Linked DNA regions of Homo sapiens: region 2 is linked to region 1. The links are chromatin contacts, found by POLR2A ChIA-PET in ENCODE. All regions are on one chromosome and are shown on one strand. Each heading gives the region's core, a stretch centred on a gene start or an enhancer-like site at or near the end of the contact. The rest is flanking DNA. Distances are from core to core; before and after follow the strand shown. Region 1 holds the start of LINC02828 (long intergenic non-protein coding RNA 2828). Region 2 holds the start of H4C3 (H4 clustered histone 3).

The links. ChIA-PET counts read pairs that join two places held with the same protein, here RNA polymerase II (POLR2A).
Region 2: POLR2A ChIA-PET joins it to region 1 with 5 read pairs in GM12878. The contact joins the promoter of H4C3 here to the promoter of LINC02828 in region 1. POLR2A ChIA-PET finds 5 or more read pairs at or near these places in 3 of 52 experiments (GM12878, activated CD8-positive, alpha-beta memory T cell and activated T-cell).

What each region holds. Positions count from the first base shown.
Region 1 is chr6:24,740,849-24,744,134 of GRCh38, reverse strand. It overlaps LINC02828 (long intergenic non-protein coding RNA 2828), which reads right to left and starts at 1,830. Exons shown (of 3, transcript NR_183315.1): 1 at 1,789-1,830. RefSeq lists an enhancer at 521-610.
Region 2 is chr6:26,102,173-26,105,458 of GRCh38, reverse strand. It overlaps H4C3 (H4 clustered histone 3), which reads right to left and starts at 1,526. Exons shown (of 1, transcript NM_003542.4): 1 at 1,122-1,526. The coding sequence starts at 1,511. The coding sequence ends at 1,200. RefSeq lists enhancers at 1,164-1,854, 1,879-1,988.

The DNA of each region.
Region 1 (3,286 bases), core at 581-3,080:
TGTCAGTGTTCATAGTATGGAGTCAACTGGTTTTGCTTGAAGAAAGAGGATTAGGTTTATTATATAAACTTGTAGTTATAAGGTAACCACTAGAACAAAAATTTATTTCCCTATAAACTATTAGGAAACACACACATGCAAACACAAAGAAAATACAGTCCAGTAGAGAAGTGTTCAAAAAGTAACAACAACAACAAAAACCCAGAAAATATCATACAAAATTTGATACAGAATTAAGACCAAACTTATATGTATATGGGCTAAATTCACTGTGACAGACACTGTTGCTTACTCAACAGCCATTTCCCTGCTCCTGCCCCACTGCCTTATTTTGTCTGGGGAATGTACCCAGCCCTAGCAGATGAGTCATTATTAGCTAAGCCAGTCATAGCCATTCTGTGTCCTTCTGTCAGCCTTCCTTACATCTAAGAGTAGTCAGTTATATGGCAAAGAGATTTGAGGGGAAGTCTACTACAGGGCTACTGGGAAAGGTAATCTTTCGCCTGATAAGAGTAGCCCCAGAAGGATAAAGACTTTTACCCTGACTACCCTGTTTTCTGCCTTTGAACTGTGATGTTGGGAGCTGTGGCAGCCATTTTGAATTTATGAGTTAACAAGAATAAGGACTGGCAGAGCAGAAGGAAGGAGCCTAAGATCTGCTGACATTGTTGAGCTCCTGAATGAATGCCAGCTACCAAGTTGCAGCATGACTCATATCTTTACTTCCAACTTTCATTTCTTTCTTCAGGCTTATATTACTAAGAGGTCATGACTAATCTCACTTAACGAAGTATTCCTGTCAAAGCTTTTAGCCATTTGCCTTTGCAGACAGTTTAGACATTTTACTTGGAGCAGAGAATAGTTGATTTTGTGCTAAAAGTCTTCCTAGCAGAGACTCTTCCTGGCTTCAGATGATATCAATGACCTTAATGTTCAGCTTGTGGCATAGAATTCCAGAACTCTGGAAACAGCAATGCAACAACAGAAAATGATTCGGGAAAGAGCTTCTTTAAGGTCACACACATGGATTTCGTAAACGGCCCAGATTGTCTTTAGTTCTTTGTTATTTCTTTTGTTTTACAGATGCTTGAGCTTTTGTTAGTGAATAAGTATTACTATTGCTTGGTATCTTTTACCGAATTCGTATGAAATTCTTATGAATTTTTGCCTGTATGAAATTCATAATCTTACCAATGGGTTTTCTTTCTCTCCTCAAGCTTTCCTTCCATTCCCTTACTTCACATTCAATGAATTTCTTGTGTATGCCACTACCAAGTCTCAAGCTCCTACAATTATTCTAATTTCTACTTCTGTGTATTGGTACGCCATCTCTCCACCTTGCCTCCTCCCTCTCTGGGAGTCTTATCCCCCTCCTTTCTAAAATAAATTCATCTAAGGTGTTCCCAACCATCCTAGGCAAACCTTCAGAGGACTTCACTTCTACTTGGTCTTCCTTTATTCTCCCACTTCATTGGTTCCTTCCCCATTTACCTTCAACGCTACAACAGGTCTCCGTGGATAGTCATGCCCAGCCCCCAGCACACTTTCTGTGGGCTACCTAAGCTCTTAAATGGATGGTAAATGCCTTGGGGTTGCATTTGTTCTCTATCCACAATCTCATCTACTGCATACTTGGCAATGCGGTTTCCATCCTCCCAGCAACACTGAAACTGTTTTCTAAAAGGTCAACAAAGACCTCTTTTTAGTTAAATCCATTATTCTTTTCTGGTTTTTCTTTCTCTGTTTCTCTCTACAGCATTAAAAAGAAAAAAAAAAGATTTCTCATACCTCAAATGTTCGGCTTCCTTGGCTTCTGTCCTATTTGCTAGCAGTTCCTTCCCTTTTTATTGCCTTTTATTTCTCTTGCCATTCCTTTGCTACGTATTCCCTTGCTCCCTATTCTCTCTATCCTTTCACTCCAAAGTCACATTATCTTCCCTGTAGCCATTACCTCTGCGGTTAAAAAGGCCTGTTCTGTTTTCTTTTTCTTTTCTTTCTTTCTTTCTTTCTTTTCTTTTTTTTTTTTTTTTTTGAGATGGAGTCTTGCTCTGTTTCCCAGGCTGGAGTGCAGTGGCTCTGTCTCAGCTCACTGCAACCTCTGCCTCCCAGGTTCAAGCAATTCTCCTTCCTCAGCCTCCCGAGTAGCTGGAATTACAGGCATGTGCCACCATGCCTGGCTAATTTTTGTATTTTTAGTAGAGATGGGGTTTTACCATGTTGGCCAGGTGGTCTCGAACTCCTGACTGCAGGTAATCTGCCCTCCTTGGCCTTCCAAAGTGCTGGGATTACAGGCGTGAGCCGCCATATTTCACTGGGGCTGCAATTTTAAATTTTATTTTATGTATATATGTATTTATTTATTTATTTTAATTTTTTATTTTTTGAGACAGAGTCTCACACTGTAGCCCAGGCTGGAGGGCAGTGGTCAGATATCAGCTCACTGCAACCTCTGCCTCCCAGGCTCAAATGATCCTCCCACCTCAGTCTCCTGAGTAGCTGGGATTACAGGCGTGCACCACCACACCAAGCTAATTTTTTTGTATTTTTAGTAGAGATGGGGTTTTGCCATGTTGGCCAAGCTAGTCTTGAACTCCTGACCTAAAGTAATCTGCCTGCCTTGGCCTGCCAAAGTGCTGGGATTACAGCCATGAGCCACCATGCCTGGCCTTATTTACATATTTATTTTTGAGATGAGGTCTCAGTCTGTCACCCAGACTGGAGTGCAGTGCTGCTGTGATAGATAACTGTAGCCTGAAGCTCCTGGGCTCAAGCAATCCTTCTGCCTCAGCTTCCCAAGTAGCTGGGACTACAGATGCAAGCCACCATGCCCAGATAATTTATGAGTTTTTTGTAGAGATGGCATCTCACTATATTGCCCAGGCTGGTCTTGAACTCCTGGGTTCAGGCAAACCTCCCATGGCTGGGCTCTAGGCTTGGCTTTCCAAAGTGCTGGGGTTATAGGCATGAACCACTATGCCTGGCTGGTGCTGCAATTCAAAATCACCTCCCTTCTCAAACTAGCTCCCTTTCCCACTTTCCTGCCTGTGGTCATGGCATGGTCACTTTCTTAGTCACTGTCTTAGTCTGCTCAGGCTGCCATAACAAAACACCACAGACTGGATAGCTAAAACAACAGAAATTTATTTTCTCACAGTTCTCTGGGTCAGAAGTCCAAGATCAAGATTCTGGCAGGTTTGGTTTCTCCTGAACTCTCTCTCCTTGGCTTGCAGATGGCCATCTTCTTGGTGGGTCCTCACATGGCTTTTATTTTATTTTATTTTTTGCA
Region 2 (3,286 bases), core at 277-2,776, 1.4 Mb before region 1:
AGCTGGCCGGTCTCTCAATAATATGGGACTCCCTCAAGATGGCTTCCTGCACCTTTGCTCCTCTAGCCTTGTATGTATACAAGGCTAGCATGCCTGGCATACATAAGGTTAAAAACAAAATCAATAAGTTATGGTTCTTCCTCCAGTTCTGGGGATTATTAGACCACTTTTTTGTTTTGTTTTGTTTTGGATGGAGCCTCGCTCTGTCACCCAGGCTAGAGTGCAGTGGCACAATCTCGGTTCACTGCAACCTCTGCCTCCTGGGTTCAAGCAGTTCTCTGGCTCAGCCTCCCACGTAGCTGGGATTACAGGTGCCCGCCACCACGCCCGGCTAATTTTTGTATTTTTAGTAGACGGGGTTTCACCATCTTGGCCAGGCTGGTCTTGAACGCCAGACCTCGTGATCCACCCACCTTGGCCTACCAAACTGCTGGGAATACAGGCGTGAGCCACCGCGCCCGGACTTAGACCACTTTGTTTTGGCCAATAGGACAACAGCCATAGAACCCTCCGCAAATGAGAGCTTGTCCCTAAAGATGCTTTATTTACATAGCTGTGTGCCGCATGAGCCAAAAGGTGATAACCTTTGTTCAACACGCGCCTCCAGCCCTTCGGTTAAGTCCAAAGTACCATTCTTAGAATGCTCTAAAATACATAATTTTTTTTTTTTTTTTTTTTTTTTTTTTTGAGGAGTCTCTCTCTGTCTCCCAGGCTGGAGGGGAGTGGCGCGATCTCGGCTCACTGCAATCTCTGCTTCCGGGCTAGCTGGGCCTACAGGTGCAGACCACCACGCCCGGCTAAGTTTTGTATTTTTTTTGGTAGAGGGGGTTTCACCATTTTGGCCAGGCTGGTCTCGGATTCTTGATCTCAAGTGATACACTAGCTTTGGCCTCCCAAAGTGCTGGGATTACAGTCGTGAGCCACTGCGCCCAGCAAAATGCTTTTTGTGGAGCCAATCACTTTATTAGCGCTTACCTCTCTATGCCTACTTTATGCTTTGAAATTTTGTCACAGTGTGGCCGGTCATGGCAAACACAATTCATTCTTATGCAGGATGTCACGGTTATTTCTGTCATCCAAACTCATTCTCGCAACGCATTTCAGCTCTTTAAACGACTTTGTGAGCGGCCCTGAAAAGGGCCTTTGGGTTTTTTTGTTTTTGTTTTTTGAAGTTCTCAGGAGACCGCGTATTCTTAGATTCAGCCGCCGAAGCCATACAGAGTGCGCCCCTGACGTTTTAGGGCATATACTACATCCATGGCTGTGACAGTTTTGCGCTTGGCGTGCTCCGTATAGGTGACGGCGTCTCGAATAACGTTCTCTAAGAAAACCTTAAGCACACCTCGAGTCTCCTCATAGATAAGACCGGAAATGCGCTTGACGCCACCGCGCCGAGCCAAACGGCGAATAGCCGGTTTTGTAATGCCCTGGATGTTATCCCGGAGCACCTTACGATGGCGCTTAGCACCACCCTTCCCCAAGCCTTTTCCGCCTTTGCCGCGACCAGACATGATTCCTATCGCAGTGGAAGGTATGAACTGAAACAGTTCCTTAAATACAAACTTGGCGGACCTGATTGAAAACAACATGAGTTGGCGCGGTTTTTTTTTTTTTTCAAATTTGGTCACCAAGTGGGTGGAGCAAGAAAAACTGTTTCATTATGGTTCATTGTTTTGATTGGCCAGTGACAGCTTGCTCTTTGTGGGAGTGGAAGGGTGTTTGCAAGTTGAATGCGCTGTATTCCTGTCAGCTTAATGACGCTAAGCATAGCCCCATTCCACATTTCTTTTTATTTCCACTTGCTAACTAATAAATTACGGAATAGTTTATTGGGGAACATACAAATAATGTTTAAAGGAGGTCAGATTTATAGGTCAAGGGATTTACCCTCCCAATCATTTTAATATTTTTATTTAAACCAGGCATTTTGATGGCCTTCTCTGTGCTGGACAAGGTATAAGTTTGGCTATGAAGTTTCACTCCTAAAGACCCTATGTTTTGGGAAGGCAAAAAGGTAGCCAAATAATTGCAAATTAAAACCTCATAAGTGCAAACTTCTTCCTCGTCACTTTCCCTATCTCGATTCAAATATTTGTTGAATGACTCATTTTTCTGCAAAAGTCTGAGAGAGACAGGGAATATAAACTTAAGTCTGGATAATATGTTTTCCCGGGACGCTCTTCCTGGTCTGCTGTGCCTGTTTGCTGTGCCTGAAATTCCAAACACTCTTCCCTTCCCTCCGTTTTTAATCCCCTTTCAACTTGCTACAGCTTTAGAGAAAAGAACATTCGTTTTGTACAGTTGGGGATTAATTGAAGTGTAGGGCTAATACTTGATTAAGGTCATTACAAAATCTACAGGGTCTTCCTCTGGGAGGTTTTTGTGATAAGATTATTGGTGTTAAAATAAGGCTAATCCCCTTGAAAAATAAATAGAATAGCAGAATTGGGTCTGAATGTGGTTTGAAGAAAGGGACTTCTCAATTCAAAATTTTATTCTTAGCTTCCTGCGGGAGCTTTCCAGAATGCCCATAAGATCCACTTTTGTTTAAAAAACAAAAACAACCCCACCCACCACTCTCTGGTTAATAAATGAATTTCTATTGGGAATATTTAGAATGGGGCTGTGGCCTGTGAGAGACATTATATAGTAACCTCAGACTTGCTCACATGAAGAGAAGAAATCCAGGAATGGAGAAAAAAGACCCAGGAAAGGCCAGAATGCTCTACATGTCATATTGTTTGTATCACTTCTGAAATAATTGATTACATTCTTCTGCCCCAAATTGAGTTCTTAGGTTCTTCCACTCACTGTCCACATGCCACAACACAGACCTTATAACTAGAGACTTAGCTAGGAAGAAATGTCAAACATTACAGAGAAAAAATGCAGAGTCTGAGATCATAAGTAAAACTCTGAAATCTCAACATGCCTTTTAATTCATGAAAATAAAAAATATAGCAGCATATGCAATATGACAATTCTCTGAAAACATACATCATGTGAACTACCCTGGAACACATCTCGCCAAGTGCCATCTTCATTTTAACCAGAGGTCTAGGATGCCTTTCCTTTATTTTGCCTATTATATCATTTATAAAACCCCATTTTTATTTTGATATTTTATTTACTTTCTATTTCCTGCTCCTAATATCTCCTTTCTAAACTTTTCTCAATGACAGTGACTCAAAAACAATGAATGTCAGAACAAATATTTAAAGGATCTGTACATGTAGATATATATATTTAAAATGGATTCTTCCACTCTGCGAAGAATTCAGGCATA